Linked DNA regions of Homo sapiens: region 2 is linked to region 1. A link is an interaction called in ENCODE POLR2A ChIA-PET data of the cell type or tissue named here. Cell type or tissue: endothelial cell of umbilical vein. All regions are shown on one strand. Links, peaks and the distances in the headings refer to the core of each region. The heading gives the core; the rest is flanking DNA. Region 1 has its middle 29 kb from the start of LINC02983. Region 2 overlaps SLC29A4 (solute carrier family 29 member 4).

The links. Peaks named below come from ENCODE experiments on the same cell type or tissue, not always from the same donor. Only the 100,000 strongest peaks of a DNase experiment are listed, where the experiment ranks them.
Region 2: POLR2A ChIA-PET joins it to region 1 with 5 read pairs; 3 of 35 experiments call an interaction of 5 or more read pairs at or near these places.

What each region holds. Positions count from the first base shown.
Region 1 is chr7:5,456,835-5,459,742 of GRCh38, forward strand. It overlaps a transcript of FBXL18 not described here. Among named protein-coding and RNA genes, the nearest start is that of LINC02983, 29 kb to the left of the region's middle. In endothelial cell of umbilical vein, for the core only: no CTCF peak of the experiment used is centred there; a DNase peak (open chromatin) is centred at 1,287; H3K27ac peaks cover 366 bases.
Region 2 is chr7:5,291,557-5,294,464 of GRCh38, forward strand. It overlaps SLC29A4 (solute carrier family 29 member 4), which reads left to right. Exons shown (of 11, transcript NM_153247.4): 5 at 137-265. Among named protein-coding and RNA genes, the nearest start is that of SLC29A4, 10 kb to the left of the region's middle. RefSeq lists a silencer at 282-576. In endothelial cell of umbilical vein, for the core only: no CTCF peak of the experiment used is centred there; no DNase peak of the experiment used is centred there.

The DNA of each region.
Region 1 (2,908 bases), core at 283-2,782:
CTCACTGCAACCTCCATCTCCTTGGTTCAAGTGATTCTCCCACCTCAGCCTCCCAAGTAGCTGGGATTACAGGTGCACGCCACCATGCCTAGCTAATTTTTGTGTTTTTAGTAGAGATTGAAATTCACCATGTTGGCCAGGCTGGTCTCAAACTCCTGTCCTCAAGTGATCCACCTGCCTTGGCATCCCAAAGTGCTGGGATTACAGACGTGAGCCACTGCACCTGGCCTAGGGCTGTCCCCTCTAAGAACACACAGACTTGTGGGTGATGGTCAGAGGACAGCTCAGATGAGCTCAGCTCAGGTCAGTTCCACAGGAGTCACTATACTACATTTTACAAAGGGATTGGGGGGACTCTGTGAGCACCACAAAATTCGATCTGTCCCATTCTGTGGCAGCTGTGTGGTGTGGGTGCCACAGAATGGGTGACTACTCTAAGCAAATCAAGGTGCTCTCATTCCCCTGGTCAGAGCAATTGGTTCAGTAGTAGGAATAAACAAGGAATCCCACAGCCCAGCTGGCTGGCAGCTATCCTAAACTGAGTCCTTAGAGATGTAAGCTGCTGGATCAAGCTCGACCTGAAGCCTACCCTACCACTGCACATTTTCCATCACACCAAATTCCCTGCATTGTGAAGCTGTTTCGAGCTAGGTTTTTTATTATTTGCTACCAAACACATCCTGCAACAGGTGGTGGGAGTGAGTTCCTGCAGAAACTCAATGGAGCATTAAGGCCACCTCGGAAGCCATACACAGCAGTCTCCAGAGGGCAGCAAGCTAGAGAATGACTCTGCAGTGTCAGGGAGGGTCAAGCTGTATTTTAAAAAGCAACGGAAGGCTTGGGAAATGCAGCTTTTAGATAGCAAAGGTCTGTGGTGCCCCAAGTGGCCCCCATCAGCCAGGAGTGGGTGTTTTGGAGGGAGGAGGTGGCTGGCCTGGGGAATGGGTCCAGGCCTCCCAGTTCACCAGATCTCCAGGCCACGTTATGGCGGAAGGCCATCCCTATCGCTGTGCCTGGCTGGCCTGGGCCCACAGCCTGCCTCGCCGGGGAAAGGAACCCCTGCCACGACGGAGCAACTATTCAATTCTCTCAGCGAGAGCGCTGCCAGCTTCCTCACTCACACAGCCCAGCTGGAGAACTGCCCACAAGTTAAAAAATATTTCTTTCCAGCAGACATTGCTCCGGCGGATTCAAGCCTTATCTTTCTCTTCCAGAGGAGAATTGTTCATTTCACTTCCTTAAAAAAAAAAAACAACCCCAAAACCTTAAACCACAAACTGAAAAGCAGGTGGGACCGTTTCAGGATTTGGCTGAAGTTTGTCTCAGAGCTGATAAGGGACAGTCAGTTGTTTCTGGGCAACACAGCAGCGAACGGGCAGGGAGACGGGTCCACACTGTCCGTCAATAAAACCACCCCCCAAGGCCTTGCTCTGTATAGAGAGGTTTCTGGCCACCCACAGTGGCTCACGCCTGTAATCCCAGCATTTTGGGAGGCCAAGGCGAGTGGATCGCTTGAGGTCAGGAGTTCGAGACCAACCTGGCCAACATGGTGAAACCCCGTCTCTACTAAAAATACAAAAATTGGCCGGGCGTGGTGGCTGATGCCTGTAATCCCAGCACTTTGGGAGGCTGCGGCGGGCGGATCACGAGATCACGAGTTCGAGACCAGCCTGATCTACATGATGAAACTCCGTCTCTACTAAAAATACAAAAATTAGCCAGGCATTGTGGCGTCCACCTGTAATCCGAGCTACTCAAGAGGCTGAGGCAGGAGTATCGCTTAACTCGGGAGGCAGAGGTTGCAGTGAGCCAAGATTGCGCCACTGCACTCCAGCCTGGGCAACACAGCGAGACTCCGTCCCCCAAAAAAAAAAAAATTAGCTGGGCGTGGTGGCACATGCCTATAGTCCCAGCTACTTTGGAGGCTGAGGCATGAGAATCACTTGAACCCGGAGGCAAACAATGTCTTAACAGAGCAGAAATGTCAACGCTGGCTGCTGGGTTGGCAGGGCATTTTGAAAGCAAGTGTGGGCTGGATGTGGTGGCTGACAGCTGTAATCCCAGCACTTTGGGAAGCCAAGTTGGGAGGATTGGTTGAGCCCAGGAGTTTGAGACCAGCCTGGGCAACATAGTAAGACCCCTCCACCCACAGCCCATCTCTACAAAAAATTAACTGGGCATGGTGGTATGTACCTATAGTCACAGCTACTGAGGAAGCTGAGGGTAGAGGACTGCCTGAGGCCAGGAAGTCGAGGCTGCAGTGAGACATGATCATGCCATTGCACTCCAGTCTGGATGATAGAGCAAGACACTGTCTCAAGAAAGAAAAAAACAGAAAGAGAAGAAAAGAAAACAAACGTGTGACCTACTCCAGAACTCAGGCCGGCGGTAGGATTTTACCAGACACAGGTCTGCAGAGATGGACCACAGGGCCCTGGCCTTGGCTCAGCCCCAGTACAGTAAGTAATCAATAAATAGCACAAGGGGGCCGGGCGTGGTGGTTCATGCCTGCAAGCCCAGCACTTTGGGAGGCCAAGGCGGGTGGATCACCCGAGGTCAGGAGTTTGAGATCAGCCTGACCAACATGGTGAAACTCCATCTCTATTAAAAACACAAAAAATGCTGGCTGGGCACGGTGGCTCACACCTGTAATCCCAGCACACTGGGCGGCCGAGGCAGGTGGAACACGAGGTCAGGAGATCAAGACCATCCTGGCTAACATGGTGAAACCCCGTCTCTACTAAAAATACAAAAAATTAGCCAGGCGTGGTAGCAGGCGCCTGTAGTCCCAGCTACTCAGGAGGCTGAGGCAGGAGAATGGCGTGAACCTGGGAGGCAGAGCTTGCAGTGAGCAGAGATTGTGCCACTGCACTCCAGCCTGGGCAACAGAGTGAGACTCCATCTCAAA
Region 2 (2,908 bases), core at 136-2,635, 170 kb before region 1:
TCGTAAAGCATCCCTGGCCCTCCTTAAAGGGGAAGGGCAGAGAAAGCCTCAGAGCGACTCTGCAGGAGGGGCGAGGAGGAGGGGGACCCCACCCAGTTGGCTCCACCACTCCCCTCACTAGCCTCTCCCCCAACAGGCTACCTCTTAGCCTTGGGCCCTCTCCTTTTTATCAGCATCTGCGACGTGTGGCTGCAGCTCTTCTCTCGGGACCAGGCCTACGCCATCAACCTGGCCGCTGTGGGCACCGTGGCCTTCGGCTGCACAGGTAGGAACCGGGGCCCAAGGGGGAGGCCTTGAGTGCCCACTTCCGACCCCATCCCACCCCAGCCCTGGTCTCCTGCTGGTGGCATGTGACATGATGGGAACCGGGCTGGCTGGGTGCCAGGTGTGTGTCCACCTGCATGCCAGCGTGCACACCGGCTCACACCCACAGGAGCCTGTGTAGTGTGTCTGCAGTGTGTGCGCAGCGTGTAGCCACAGAGACTCTGAGGCAGCCCCTGGTTTCCCTGGTATAAACAGGGCTTCAAAGACTGTTCTGCCTTTGTCACCATGTCACTGTTTATCTTGGGCAATGGCTTTGATCTGACTTTGTCACCCAGGCTAGAGTGCAGTGGCATGATCATAGCTCACTGCAGCCTCAACCTCCTGGACTCAAGCCATCCTCCCACCTCAGCCTCCTGAGTAGCTAGGACCTCAGGCACATGCCACCAAGCCTGGCTAATTTTTAAAAATTGTTTGTAGAGACGGGGATCTCTCTGTGTTGCCCAGGCTAGTCTTGAACTCTTAGCCCCAAGCAATCCTCCCACCTCGGTCTTCCAAAGTGCTGGTATTACAGGCATGAGCCATCGTGCCTGGCCTTTCAAACTTTTTTTGAAAACTAGTTTTTATTTTGCAAAAATTTCAAACCTACAGAAAGCTTGCAAGAATGATACAGTGAAGTCCCATACGAGCACTCTCTCCCCCTCTCCCTCCACCCCGTCTCTCTGTACTTAAATTTCTCCCTAAGTATATATAAATATAAAATACATATTTTCCCTTGCACCATTTGAGAGTTAGTTGTAGATGTCATCACCTTTCTTGCCTAATTACTAATACTTCAGAGTGTATTTTCTACCAGCCAAGACATTTTTTTCCTTTTTTTTTTTTTTTTTTTTTTTTTTTTGAGACAGTCTCACTCTGTCGCCCAGGCTGGAGTGCAGTGGCACCATCTCAACTCACTGCAACCTCCGCCTCCCGGGTTCAAGTGATTCTCCTGTCTCAGCCTCCCAAGTAACTGGGATTACAGGTGCCCGCCACCATGCCAGGCTAATTTTTGTATTTTTAGTAGAGACGGGGTTTCACCATGTTCCTCAGGCTGATTACGAACTCCTGACCTCAGGTGATCCGCCCACCTCAGCCTCCCAAAGTGCTGGTATTACAGGCGTGAGCCACCGCACCCCGCCCCGATAATGTTCTTTATAGCATTTTTTTTTTTCTGACCCAACATCCTCTCTAGATTCATACCTTTCCTTTAATCCGGGACGGTCCTTCACCCACCCCTGTGTTTCATGGTAGTGACATTTTGCAAGGGTCCAGGCCAGGCTTTGTAGACTTTCTTTTTTTTCTCTTTTTTTTTTTTTTTTTTTTGAGATGGAGTCTTTCTCTGTCCCCCAGGCTGGAGTGCAGAGTGCAGTGGCACGATCTCAGCTCACTGCAACCTCCGTCTCCCAGGTTCAAGGGATTCTCCTGCCTCAGCCTCCCGAGTAGCTGGGACTGCAGGCGCCCGCCACCACACCTGGCTAATTTGTGTATTTTTAGTAGAGATGGGGTTTCACCATATTGGCCAGGCTGCTCTCGAACTCCTGACCTTGTGATCTGCCTGCCTCAGCCTCCCAAAGTGCTAGGATTACAGGCGTGAGCCACTATGCCTAGCCAGCTTGGTAGACTTTCAAACTCTTTTTGACCATGACTTCCAGGAAGAAAGCAATACATTTTATATTACGGCCCTGTAAACACGTGTGTGTATTTATAAATGATGTCAAGCCTTCGTGAACTAATACTCCCAATACTACTGTTCTGTTTTGTTAAAAAACAAAAAAAATGCTGTGACTAGATTTTATTTTTTTAGAGGCAGGGTCTCACTCTGTCGCCCAGGCTGGAGTGCAGTGGTGGGATCATGGTTCACTGCAGCCTCAACCTCATGGGCTCGAGGGAGAGGCCAGGCCCCCCACATAGCTGGGATTACAGGCACAGGCCACTGCACCCAGCTAATTTTTAAAAAATTTTTGTCTCCATGCATGGTGGCTCATGCTTGTAATCCCAGCATTTTGGGAGGCTGAGGCGGACAGATCACGAGGTCAGGAGTTCGAGACCAGTCTGGCCAACATAGTGAAACCCCGTCTCTACTAAAAATACAAAAAATTAGCCGGGTGTGGTGGTGTGTGCCTGTAATCCCAGTTACTCGGGAGGCTGAGGCAGGAGAATCATGTGAACCCAGGAGGCAGAGGTTGCAGTGAGCCGAGATCGCACCACTGCACTCCAGCCCAGACGACAGTGCGAGGCTCTATCTGGAAAAAAAAAAAAATTGTAAAGACAAGATCTCACTTTGTAGTCCAGGATGGTCTTGAACTCCTAGACTCAAGCAATCCTCCCTTCTTAGCCTCTCAAAGCACTGGGATTACAGGTGTGAGCCACCATGCCCAGCCTTGACCAGAAGATTTTAGTTAGACAAAGACTGCCCCTGAGGCTACTTCCAGGGCTGGATTTGCTAGACTCCAAGGTAGGGGCCTGTGCACTTCTATTTTCCCTAGATCCTGATGGATTTCTGGCTGTATTAGTTAGGATGAGAGGGGTTATTGCTGTATAACAAATAGCCCAGAAATCTCAGTGGTTCCATAGAACAAGCCTGACTTCTCACTTTTGCTGCCTG